Regions from separate parts of the Homo sapiens genome. Here regions 2 and 3 are each linked to region 1. Evidence: chromatin contacts called from ENCODE Hi-C data. All regions are on one chromosome and are shown on one strand. The core of a region is the stretch at or near the end of the contact, and the rest is flanking DNA. Distances in the headings are between cores, read along the strand shown.

Region 1 (3,707 bases), core at 898-3,397:
TTCACACCATATTTTGGCAGTTCGTGTACATATGCTGTGCAGACTATCATATCCCCCTCTGTACGGGCATAAGCAATCTGACAAATGATACTCTGTTTGTTCCACGAACTATCATCCTGTATTTGGGTATGTTGTATTCATTTTTATCCTGTATCACCAAGTGTTTCTGAGCATAGTAATCAGTTTTACCCTCTCGTCGTCTTCTAAATTTCACTTGATATCTCTTAAAGTAGGCCTTATTCTTAATAACTTTTACAAACCCCATCCTGCAGAACAGAGACCCACGTCTGCGGCTAGACAGAGAACTCACGTGTATTTTTTTTTCTTTTCGCATTACCTTATTCAAGCTTTCTGTCATTATATTTTCTGCCATTCATAGAAGCTTTTGAGATCCATTTTGTACAGCGTTTCATCAACTATTACTACTTCTACTATTATAATTACTATGATTACTTTTACTGCTATTATGACTTCCACAGTATTACAATTCAGTTGCTGAGTTCTAGTGTAAAAAACAGCTTCATTAGTGAGACAAGTTCCTGATCATGGCTGAGTTCTGAATGATTCTATTTGCTTGTGTGATTTGTCTGCACATTAGTCAGTGGTATACATTAATGACAGTTATTTTCTTAGTAACTGCTTTTACAGTGATATAATGTAAGAATTTCCATAGTACATAATATTTTGTAGTAAGTCCAATAGTAAACTGAGAATGTCCAATTTTAATGGATTCTGCAAACGAAATGATCCAAAGAGCACCCCTCCCCCATTGACTGCAAATATATACGTATTTATATTTTATTGTTTACACATTTGTGTAAATGAAGACAGGAGATTTGCATTTTAAAGAGCCCAAAGAACTGTATGACTTCGAGAAAATCACCTTACTCCTCTTTGTCTCATTGGGTTACAATGAAATCGAGCAAGTTAGAACAATGCCTGGTACACAGTAAGCACTCAAAAGTGTTAGCTATTAAGTAATGAAGCAATTAATGTGTTTAGTCAAATATTTGTTGTTTGGAATCTACGTTTGCTGTTGCTGAAGGCATCATTCCATAGGAAAGAGAATGTTTCTCATTCTTGTCAAATAAATGCAGTTATGGTATATTCTTCCGAATGTCAATAACATCTTGAGGGTTTGGAGGGCCACAGTAATGACAGCTGTACAACTAAGGAAAACTTTTTTATTTTTAAATTTTTAAATGAGTAAACAGAGGTTCAGAGAAGCCAAATAATTAAGGCGGGACCAGTAGATTTCTCAAGAACTCTTGGTTAATCTTAAACATGTTAGCAGTTTCTCGTTGGCTCAGTCGAAAAACAAAAGAATAGCCCACTCAGTGTTTCTCTGCCCCAGGATCCTGTGGTGAAGTCTTGTTAAAAATGAAAATTTCCAGAACCCTCTAGGGACTGATTCTCTGAAGGGTTAACCAGCATCTCACATGCTTCTTATATAACTTTAATTCGTAGAACCACGACACTTTCAGTAATGCAGGGAGAGAGTATCCTCAGAGAGTCAAACTGGAGCAAACCTCGGCCACCTTTCAGGGCAGGCTGTCCGGGTAACTGAGATGTCACACTTGATGCTTTGCCTGGCCATCAAGCAACTCCCAACAATCTGCCCCCTTAAGATCCTAAAACCTTCCCTCTGCCATTACTCCACAGTTGTGATTGGCAAATATTGCTGTTTTCCTCAACAAGAGGAAAATAACAGAGATTTTTGCACGCTCGTGATCGTGGAACTCAAACCTGGGCCTGTTCCACCTTAAAGGGCCTAGGCATGCCTAGTGCTTGGGTCTTGCAGAGTTTGGGCACCACCATATTTGGAGCGTGCCTACTTTGGGGCGGGAACCTCCTTGGGAGTGATTAGGTCAGCGCTGGGGGAGGTGACCTTGTTTGGTTTCTGGCACCCGAGAACAGTGGTGCACTGTTTCCGCTGCCCTCGTTTGTCTAATTGGCCCAGACGCTCCACCAGCGCGAAGCTTCCCGGGAGCTCCTCGCTGGCCACCCCCGCGGCCCGCAGCCCGGCAGAGGCGGGAAAGCAGCGCGCCTGCGCCGTGGGAACCGGGGCTGGAGGCGAAAAGCGGGGAGCGGAGGGGGGCCGCTGGAGCCGAGTAGCGTACAGAGCGGCGTGTGACGCGGGGACGCCGCGTGCTCCCAACGTCGCCCCGGTTTGACGCACACGGCACCAAACTGTGAGTTTCAGGGGTTATTTGGTCAGATTCGCTGGGACCCGAGTGGGTTTCGGGCCTCTGGGCTGTGGCAGCGGCGGGACTGAGGGTGGCGGAAGAACTTGGGGGACCCGGCCTCCGGCTCTCGGGCCCGGGGAGCTACGCCCTAGGCTGGGTCCCAGCCATCCAAAAGGACGCATTTTGCCGCACAGGCTAAGATGGCGGCGGCGGCCGAGGAGGCGGAGTTGGTGCTACACAAGGAGCCCGGGCCCCGGGTTCGGGGAGGCGGCGGCCGCGGCGGTCGCTGGGGGCCACGGAGCCTGAGGTGAGCGGCGGCCGCCGCCGCGGGGCGGGACTCGGCGGGGGGATGGGGGGGGGGCTTTCCGCTGCGGCGTCGGAGGATCCGGTAGCGGACACAAAGGGGCTGAGCTGGGCACTAGACTTGGGGGTTTTGTTTAGTCACATGAAGCCGAGCAGCCAGTGAGCAGTAGGGGGAAGGGGCCGAGATCAGGCGGCTTGGGGAGCCTGGCGGTCGCCATTGCAATGCACTGAGTAACGGGGCGGGCCGAGAGCAGTCACCAACCCCTCTCGTTGAGGCTGCTCGGTTGTGGCCAGAAACGCTGGCTCTGGCATTAACTGTCTACACCCCTCCCCTTACTTGGGACAGGACCGCATAGCCCTCCCCTCCCCCCGTCCTGCAAGATCTTATGCGGCTAGGTGCCTGGGAAGTAACAGCAAGAGGTAAATCGCTCGAAGTGTTTGGGTTGCCAGGGGCTTGGTGGGTGTCCAGCTAAAGCTTTTTGCCTCTCCAGGTCTGATTCTCTGGCCTTTGTGTCCCTGGGAAGTTACTCTGCCAGAGGAAAGCAGGTGTGCTCCACTTCTCCCGTGAACCTGAAGATGAGTTGTCCCAGACTCTTCTCAGTGATTGGAAACTTAGGTGGTGGAGCTAAAGGTTACTTGTTACGAGACTTCTACAGACAACTCTTGTTGGGATCCATCTATGGTTTAGCAACATTAGTGGAAAAGTTTTCTTGAATATTGACTTTGAATATAAAAACGTTTATATTTAGACTTCAGATTTTGTGTGATCATCAAACTCAACGAGGGGATAAACATAATTGGGGGCGAATGATGGTCTTGTCTTGTTAATAATTTCAACAGAAGTATCACAACACCGCCGACTATCCTGTCCAGTCCTAATTCCACGCTTGTTGCATCTGGATGGTAGATTTGTTTTAATTGTGTATTCCCTCCCTGCAGTAGTTTGCTTTAGTTGTAAACATTTTTTGGTCCCATGAGAAGGAAAACATTTCAAAAAATAGACAACTAAAGTTTCTCAAAGAAAGGAAACCTGGCTGTTTGCCTTCAGTTGCATGTGTAAGTATCTAGGGAACTTGATGGCAGTAATATTGCATTTTGGTAGGCTTGCTAAGAAAAACCTCGTTTTTATAATAAGGCTATAATCTAGCTTAGACATTTTAATTGGTGAAGCATAAAGCTTGATTAGTATTAATGCAGTGGTATGTATTGCTTTTAAAA
Region 2 (3,251 bases), core at 483-2,982, 5.7 Mb after region 1:
CACTTGAACCTGGGAGGAGGAGGTTGCAGTGAGCAGAGATCGTGCCACTGCACTCCAGCCTGCGTGACAGAGCGAGATTCTGTCTCCAAATAAATAAATAAATAAACTTAGATAAAATTTTTCAAGTGCCTACCTCGTCTGCCCCAAACACAAATAAACTAGAATATAAATTCCATGAGGAAAGAGATTTTTATTGGTTTTGTTCACAGCTGTTTTCCTAGCACCTAGAACAGTGTCTGGCACATAGTGGACATTCAAAACACATTTGTTAAATGAAAGGATTCATCCTAAAGTTAAGGATGGTTCAGTAAATCGGATGGAAGATGATGAAAAATTAAGCAATTAGAAAAAAACTGTCCTTGTGTAATGTGTCAACATGGAAACAGGACATAATGTAAACATCAGAATCCCTTGCTGTGATTCTGGTTTTTGTGGCTCTGGTTACATTGTTTTTTTGTGTGTGTTTTTTTTTTTTTTTGCTTTCCCGTTTCTTAAACATTGGCGTTCCCAAGTTTCTCCTTGGTCCTCCTGTCATTTTTATCTACTCTCGTAGCTTCAAATACCATCTAGTTTATAGTTTATTTAGCATGTTGTCCAAGCCACCGTCTTGGGCCCAGGGCTCTACCTGTAGCTTTTCATCCACACTTCTCAGGTTGCTTCTTACACAGCGCCATAGTAGTTAAAATACGGTCTGGGGATAGTCGTCTCTTCATCAGTCTCCCCCTATAAAATGGAGGACTCATAGTATAAGTTGCCTAGAACATATTAGTAAGGACTCAATAAATGTTTGAGTAGGATGAGCTGGGTGGCTCATGCCTGTAGTCCCTGCACTTTGGGAAGCCGAGGCGGGTGGATGGCTTGAGCCCAGGAGTTTGAGACCAGCCTGGGCAACATGGCGAAACTCCATCTCTATAAAAAATACAAAAAAACTAGCTGGACTCCCAGCTGCTTGGTGGCTGAGGTGGAAGGATCGCCTGAGCCCTGGAGGTGGAAGCTGCAGTGAGCCGAGAATCGCACCACTGCACTCCAGCCTGGGCGACAGAGTGAGATCCTGTCTCAATAAATAAATAAATAATCAGTTGAGTGCATACTGTGTGCCCAACTACCTTTAAGAACTTTACATATGATCCCGGCAGCCCTAAAAGGTAAGCATATCTATCTCCATTACACAGATTAACTAATGAGGAAAAGCTATGTTTATAATGAACAGTGACCAAAAAGTATGCAAACGTTAAATGAGGTGTTAAAGTGGTGGGATTGTAGGTGGTTTCTTTTTTTCTTTCAAAAATTTGTTTAGTATTGTAGTTAGGCTGTTTGTGTGTATGCATGTGTATGTGTGTATGAGTGCGTTTGTGTGTGACCAAAACAGTAACTGGCAAACGTAACAACAGGAAATTGTAGGGCAGGGTCTGGGAAAAGGGGAGGAACCCAAGGTACTGACAAGCCCAGACCGGACTCCCCCGAAGTGAGCAGGCAGCAAAGGCTGAGAGTGCCAGCTGCCTGGGCACTGACGGACCCCACCCACGGAAACGATGCCTTATGAGGAAGCTAACCCGGGCCACTTACCGACGACCTGCGCAGGCGTGGCTTGAGGAAACGCCCGCTGTGGGCGGAGCCACCCGAAAGGCTCCGGTCGGGGGCGGGAACAGGATCGGCCCGCGGGCTGGCGTCGATAGGCTGCCGCAGAGACAGGGCGGGCTCTGCTAAGCGACGCGCCTCGCCGTGGGGCGGTGCCTGCGCCTGAGCCTCTACGAGAGGGAAGGAACGCTGCTCCGAGCTCCGCGTCGCGTCGCGTAGATTCGCGTCGCCGTCGACCTCAGAGGCGGGGCCGGAAGCGCTACGGTTTGACCCCCGAGTCCCTCTGTTCCCGAAGGGGCGGCCGTCTTTCTCCCGACCCGCTCCGCCTCCTCTCCTTCTTCCCCATTACCCGGAGGCCGAAGCCCCCAGCCAGGGCGGGGCGGCGCAGCCCGAGCTCCCGGACCCGGAAGAAGCGCCATCTCCCGCCTCCACCATGGAGCCCACCGCACCGTCCCTCACCGAGGAGGACCTCACTGAAGTGAAGAAGGACGTGAGTAACGCAGCTGTGCCCAGGGCGGGCGGGGGCGGGCTGCAGCCCAGCGGGAGACGAAAGCGGAAGCCTGGAGTCCGAGGACAAGGAGGATCCTCCAGGTCGGAGGAGCGGAAAGTCCTAGCACAGGAGGACTGTGGCGAGCCCTGCATCCGAGGGACCTTGGTGGCAGTGATCCTCCAGTGATCTGTCAATCCAGGTTTTACATCGCTAAACGCAGAGCTTGGGCTTTGTTGCCAAGTGGTGTTTTGATTCTTGCCCACTCCTCACCCATCTCCTCATGCTTTCCCCCCAACTGGGTTCTTGGAGATGCTTCGTTAGGGACTGGCGGCTCAGATTCATCCTTAAGTCAGGCTGCCTAGGCTGCTCACTCAGCCTAGAGCGAAGGCTGTACCAGGTGAAGGATCCCAAGCAGTGGACCAAAAATGTGAAGCTCTTTTGCATAAGGGGGCTTGAGGAAGCTCAACAGCTGAAAGCACAACCTGGAATTCCCCTAGTAAGCAGACGCCCACATATTTAAATTGGGGTTGGGGGAGTGAATACACGTAGCTGAGAATTAATGTACAGGTAAACGTCGAAAATATTCAGTAGCTAAATTATGCTCTTCTCGGATGGTGCAGAACCACATAAACCTTCATATTTATTCGTAACGAATGGCTTTGTTGAGATATGACATTCTTTTTCCTTTGCGTTTACTTGTTTTGTCAGATGAGACCTATATGAGTATCACTAAAATACTTTATCTGAAGTCAAATGAAAAACAGAAACTCAACATGAAACGTGTTCTTATTGAACACTGCAGTACTTTTACAAAGTCATTTTGATGAACTGGACAGGATGGCAACTTTTTAAATGTTCATCCACTTCAAATCCCTTCCTCTTCCCTGTAAGGTTTATTACACTGTACTCACAATTGGTGTGACTCACCAGCAGAAGGAAACTGGATATGACTGGGAGTTGTGCTTAGTTTCCTCATTCAACAGAGATTTATGGAGCACTTGCTATATGGAAAGCACTGGCCTTGGGTCTGGAAGGATACAAAAAAATGAAGATCAGTTTCCTGCTTTACATTCTAGTTGAGATAAGAATGGAACATAAATAACTACTGTAGAATAAATGTTGTCTTATTCATGGTGAGTGCCAGTAAAACCTTGAACTTCCAAGAGCTAGGCCTCCTATGTTC
Region 3 (3,593 bases), core at 617-3,116, 6.9 Mb before region 1:
ACATATATTAAATGAATCACATTCAAATAAATATTTAAACAACATTTGAAAAGTCTATGAAGACGAAATATAATGAAAAAGACAGAGTGGGTGTAATTTTGTTGGTGATGGGGTTAGATCATAAAGGCTTCAGTGAGACCTAAATGATGAGTAGAAGGGGAAGAAGAGCTCCAAGTGGAGGGCAATGTGCAAAGGTAGAGAAGTGGATGGAGGATGAGAAGATTACCTTGTGGTTGGAACATAATGAGTCAGGGCAAGAGTGGCGGAGAAGCGGAGTAGAGCAGGTTATTCAGCGGTTACTAGGGAGTTTGTATTATATTCTGACTGCAATGGACCATTGAAGGATTTATACCATGGGTACCTGGGTGTGTGGATGTATCGTTGTATGGCATGAGCCAGTTAATACTTTCTAAAGCTCAATCTGGTATGGATATGAGGTAAGAATAGAAGCTAGAATACCAGTAGCTTGGACCATGGTGGATGCAGCAAAATGGAGAAATGAATGATTCAAAATCTATTTAGGAGGTTGACTTCTGAGAGTTTGGGCATAGATTAAATGAGGCAATAAGGATAAAGGAGTCAAAGATGATTCTAAGGTTTCCATTTAACTTTCTAGTGTCTGTTAATATTTGATTCAAGAAAAATGTATCTGTCTTTTAGTAATTTCCAGGTTCTGGAAGGTAATCTGATGGTTTGTTCAGAGAAGCCTTCTCAACCACGCAAGGTACCCATACCCTAGTTATTCTGTCCTATTTTTCTTTTATCTTACAAGCAGGCATCACATTTTCTTACTTGCTTATTTTGAGTATAATCTCCATGACAGTGATGTGTATTCTTGAAGACTATATCCGGAGAACCTAGCACAGTGTCTGTGTCTGGCATATTGAAAATGCTCAATAAACATATTCGTTGAATAAAACGATGAATGGACTAATGAAAAAATAATAAGGGAGAAATACTTGACTCCAAGGTGTCACTACCTAGCCAAGTGCATGAAGGAGTGCCGCAAATGTCCTAACGGAAGTAGAAAGTGTTATGGTAGAAGAGAGGTGGGATGCATCTAACAGGGGTGGGGGGGGGGCGGGGAGAAAAGGAGAGAGGTCTGGAGTACACATATCCTCAAAAAACGAGGTGAATGTTTTCTGGATTGGGACCAACTCTACAGGAAATCTCTCCCTTCTCCTCAGCAAGCTCTAGAGCAAAAACGAAGAGCAACTTTTCAAAAGAGTTTCACGTTTTAGAATAAAAAATATTTAAAAAAATAACCATTAAAATGAGACTTTCCTGCAAAAAGACAACCTTGATTATGTACCACCTGCAGCACTTCCTGTATGCTGCTGCGGGCTGTGGATGTTTTTGCTCGCCTCCCTCCCCTCCCCGCTGGGGCTGTGAACTCTCAGAAGACCGGTGCTTTGGTATCCTCCACTGCAGCTCAAACCCCGCCCACCTACTTGGTGGATGGATGGAGGAACATCTACTATTTCATCCTTGAGGAGTTCCTGAAAATGCAGTTGCCCCTCAAACAATGTATCTACATCTCGCGGGGTTTCTGTGGAAGAAAAGAAAAAGTGCAAGTTGTTGCTTGGAGCGCGGACTGCTTTTACCTTTGCCTGGGGATCCCTCCTATCTGGCCCCGCCTGCCTAGCTCTGTTTTTAGCAGTTTAGAGATTAAAGGCCAGTCCCCAGAGCGGGTGCTCTACTCCCTCCCTCCCTTCTGCTTGCAGGCTGGGGCGCGGAGCGGGCTGAACTGGGAAGGCCGGGCTGCGGCTGCCGTGCCTGGCGCGGGAGCCGCAGGACCGAGAGCGCAGCCCCGCCCCGGGGGCGTTGCCGCCCCGCGCCCGCTCCGCCCCCGCGCCGCCGGCCCTAGTCTGCCTGTTTTCGACTCGCGCTCCGGCTGCTGTCACTTGGCTCTCTGGCTGGAGCTTGAGGACGCAAGGAGGGTTTGTCACTGGCAGACTCGAGACTGTAGGCACTGCCATGGCCCCTGTGCTCAGTAAGGACTCGGCGGACATCGAGGTACGGACTTCGCGCCGGCTCGTCGGTGGTGGCGGGGTGGTGGGGAGTGCTCTGCGGGTAGGTGCCGGGGAGGCCCCCGCGGCCCCCGCACCCCGGAGAGTGAGAGACGCGGGAAAGTTTCCCCCGTGGGAGCTCTGCGGGGGAGCGGAGGAGCGCGGAGCCACAGGCCCGCGTGGGCAGGCGGGGAGCTCAGGGGAGGACTTTCCGCTACTGGAGGGGTTGCCCTTTGCGTCGGGACCTGTTTACTTCGGAAGAGATTTCAGGAAGCCTGTCTTGTCCTCCTCTGAATGTCAGTGACTGAAGAAGCACTGGAGTTCCAGAGAGGTGGACTCTAGGGGGTAGGAGTGCCCATTTCCCACACGTTCTACCCCTTCACCTCCTGTATGTCGTTTCTGGACACCTCCACTGCCCCCATTTCCAATAGCTGAATCCTGCTATTTGCAAAGGTGAAGCATAGAAATAAAACATCTGTGTGTCAGCTGTAGCAGTCGCCTCTAGTCATAGTATTGTTTATGAAATAATTTAACATGGAGAGAATGGAACGAAGTATTCAGAACATGAAAAATGCAGTGCCCTCAGAAAAACTAACTGTATTTTTCTCTCCTCTCAACGGTTTTTGATTCCCTCTTGCACTCCGTTTCTGTTAAAAAAAATCTTTTTTTATGTAAATAAGGTCCTACCTGAAACGACATGGCATTTCCTTTCTCTCTAGTATCTTAATATATGCGATGAAAAGGATTTAATTATCAACAGTGATTTTACACATACTAAACCTAGGTCAGCACTTTTGAGCTAAGACAAACTGATTTTTAGTTTTCTGTTTTGTTTGGGGCTTTTCTTTATTTGAGTCTTCTACTCTGGTAGAAAATTATGTGTGTGTGTGTTTTCTTTAGAAATAACAAAATTTTCCTTTCGTCAGTCCTTTTGGCGGCTTAAGTAAAAGTTTTGCAAACCACCTGTTTGCAAAATAGCTGCTTTTGCCACATTTTGCCTCCGTAATTGAAGAAACTTTATATTCTGGGAGGAAGTAGTCCTGTTTTCTCCAGGCTCCATAACTTGGTTTGAAAAATCATTTTAGTAACAAGAGCCAAAGTGTATTATGTGGACATCTCTGGTTAGTTTACTTTTGGTTTCTGTTTTGGAGAGTTGACTTTTTGATATTGAGCAATATGATATATTTAACAAATAGTTGTTCATCTGTGTGCAGGATAATAGATACTTGTCTTTTTCTATATTTCATTTAGGGTAGTCTATTCCTTTTTGGTCCTTGTGACTTTGACTTAACTTTTTAAAAAATTTTATTTACTAAGTCGAAAAACAAGCTTCTGACAGTATTAAGGCAGTATTGATTTAAGATATCGGAGTTGACTTAGGATGGGTGGCTTTTGGCTCTTTAATTTCAGAATGGTGTGTTATCTGCTTAACTGATTTCTTTCTCTGCAGTTGTCTTCGAAATCAGTTCTTACATTCTACTGAGGAGAAAGATGCCAGTGAAACATTGAATGCCAAGCTTGATTTCATATATTGTTTCAACTAAGAACATTTAAGAAGCCCATCCTTCCCACTCCCTCCACTCA

The links. Hi-C counts contacts between places; a loop is a spot of excess contacts on that map. Pooled maps may share reads with other maps.
Region 2: a map of B cell shows a loop between it and region 1 (27-fold over the local background). The contact joins the promoter of BCL10 here to the promoter of ZNF644 in region 1. A Hi-C loop is called at or near these places in 1 of 168 maps with a recorded cell type or tissue (B cell), 1 of 37 single-sample maps with no recorded cell type and 10 of 50 pooled maps.
Region 3: a loop to region 1 is called in a map of CD8-positive, alpha-beta T cell, with 19 times the contacts of the local background. The contact joins the promoter of DPYD here to the promoter of ZNF644 in region 1. A Hi-C loop is called at or near these places in 2 of 168 maps with a recorded cell type or tissue (CD8-positive, alpha-beta T cell and naive thymus-derived CD4-positive, alpha-beta T cell) and 8 of 50 pooled maps.

The regions. Positions count from the first base shown.
Region 1 is chr1:91,020,475-91,024,181 of GRCh38, reverse strand. It overlaps ZNF644 (zinc finger protein 644), which reads left to right and starts at 2,147. Exons shown (of 6, transcript NM_201269.3): 1 at 2,147-2,192. It also overlaps the pseudogene RPL5P6. RefSeq lists enhancers at 1,241-1,790, 1,791-2,340, 2,341-2,890 and silencers at 1,928-2,157, 2,488-2,557.
Region 2 is chr1:85,275,113-85,278,363 of GRCh38, reverse strand. BCL10 (BCL10 immune signaling adaptor) reads left to right here and starts at 1,732. Exons shown (of 3, transcript NM_003921.5): 1 at 1,732-2,068. The coding sequence starts at 2,012. BCL10-AS1 (BCL10 antisense RNA 1) reads right to left here and starts at 2,006. Exons shown (of 2, transcript NR_045484.1): 1 at 1,567-2,006; 2 at 276-723. RefSeq lists enhancers at 1,432-2,134, 1,340-2,539.
Region 3 is chr1:97,919,307-97,922,899 of GRCh38, reverse strand. It overlaps DPYD (dihydropyrimidine dehydrogenase), which reads left to right and starts at 1,866. Exons shown (of 23, transcript NM_000110.4): 1 at 1,866-2,016. The coding sequence starts at 1,978. RefSeq lists a silencer at 1,661-2,060.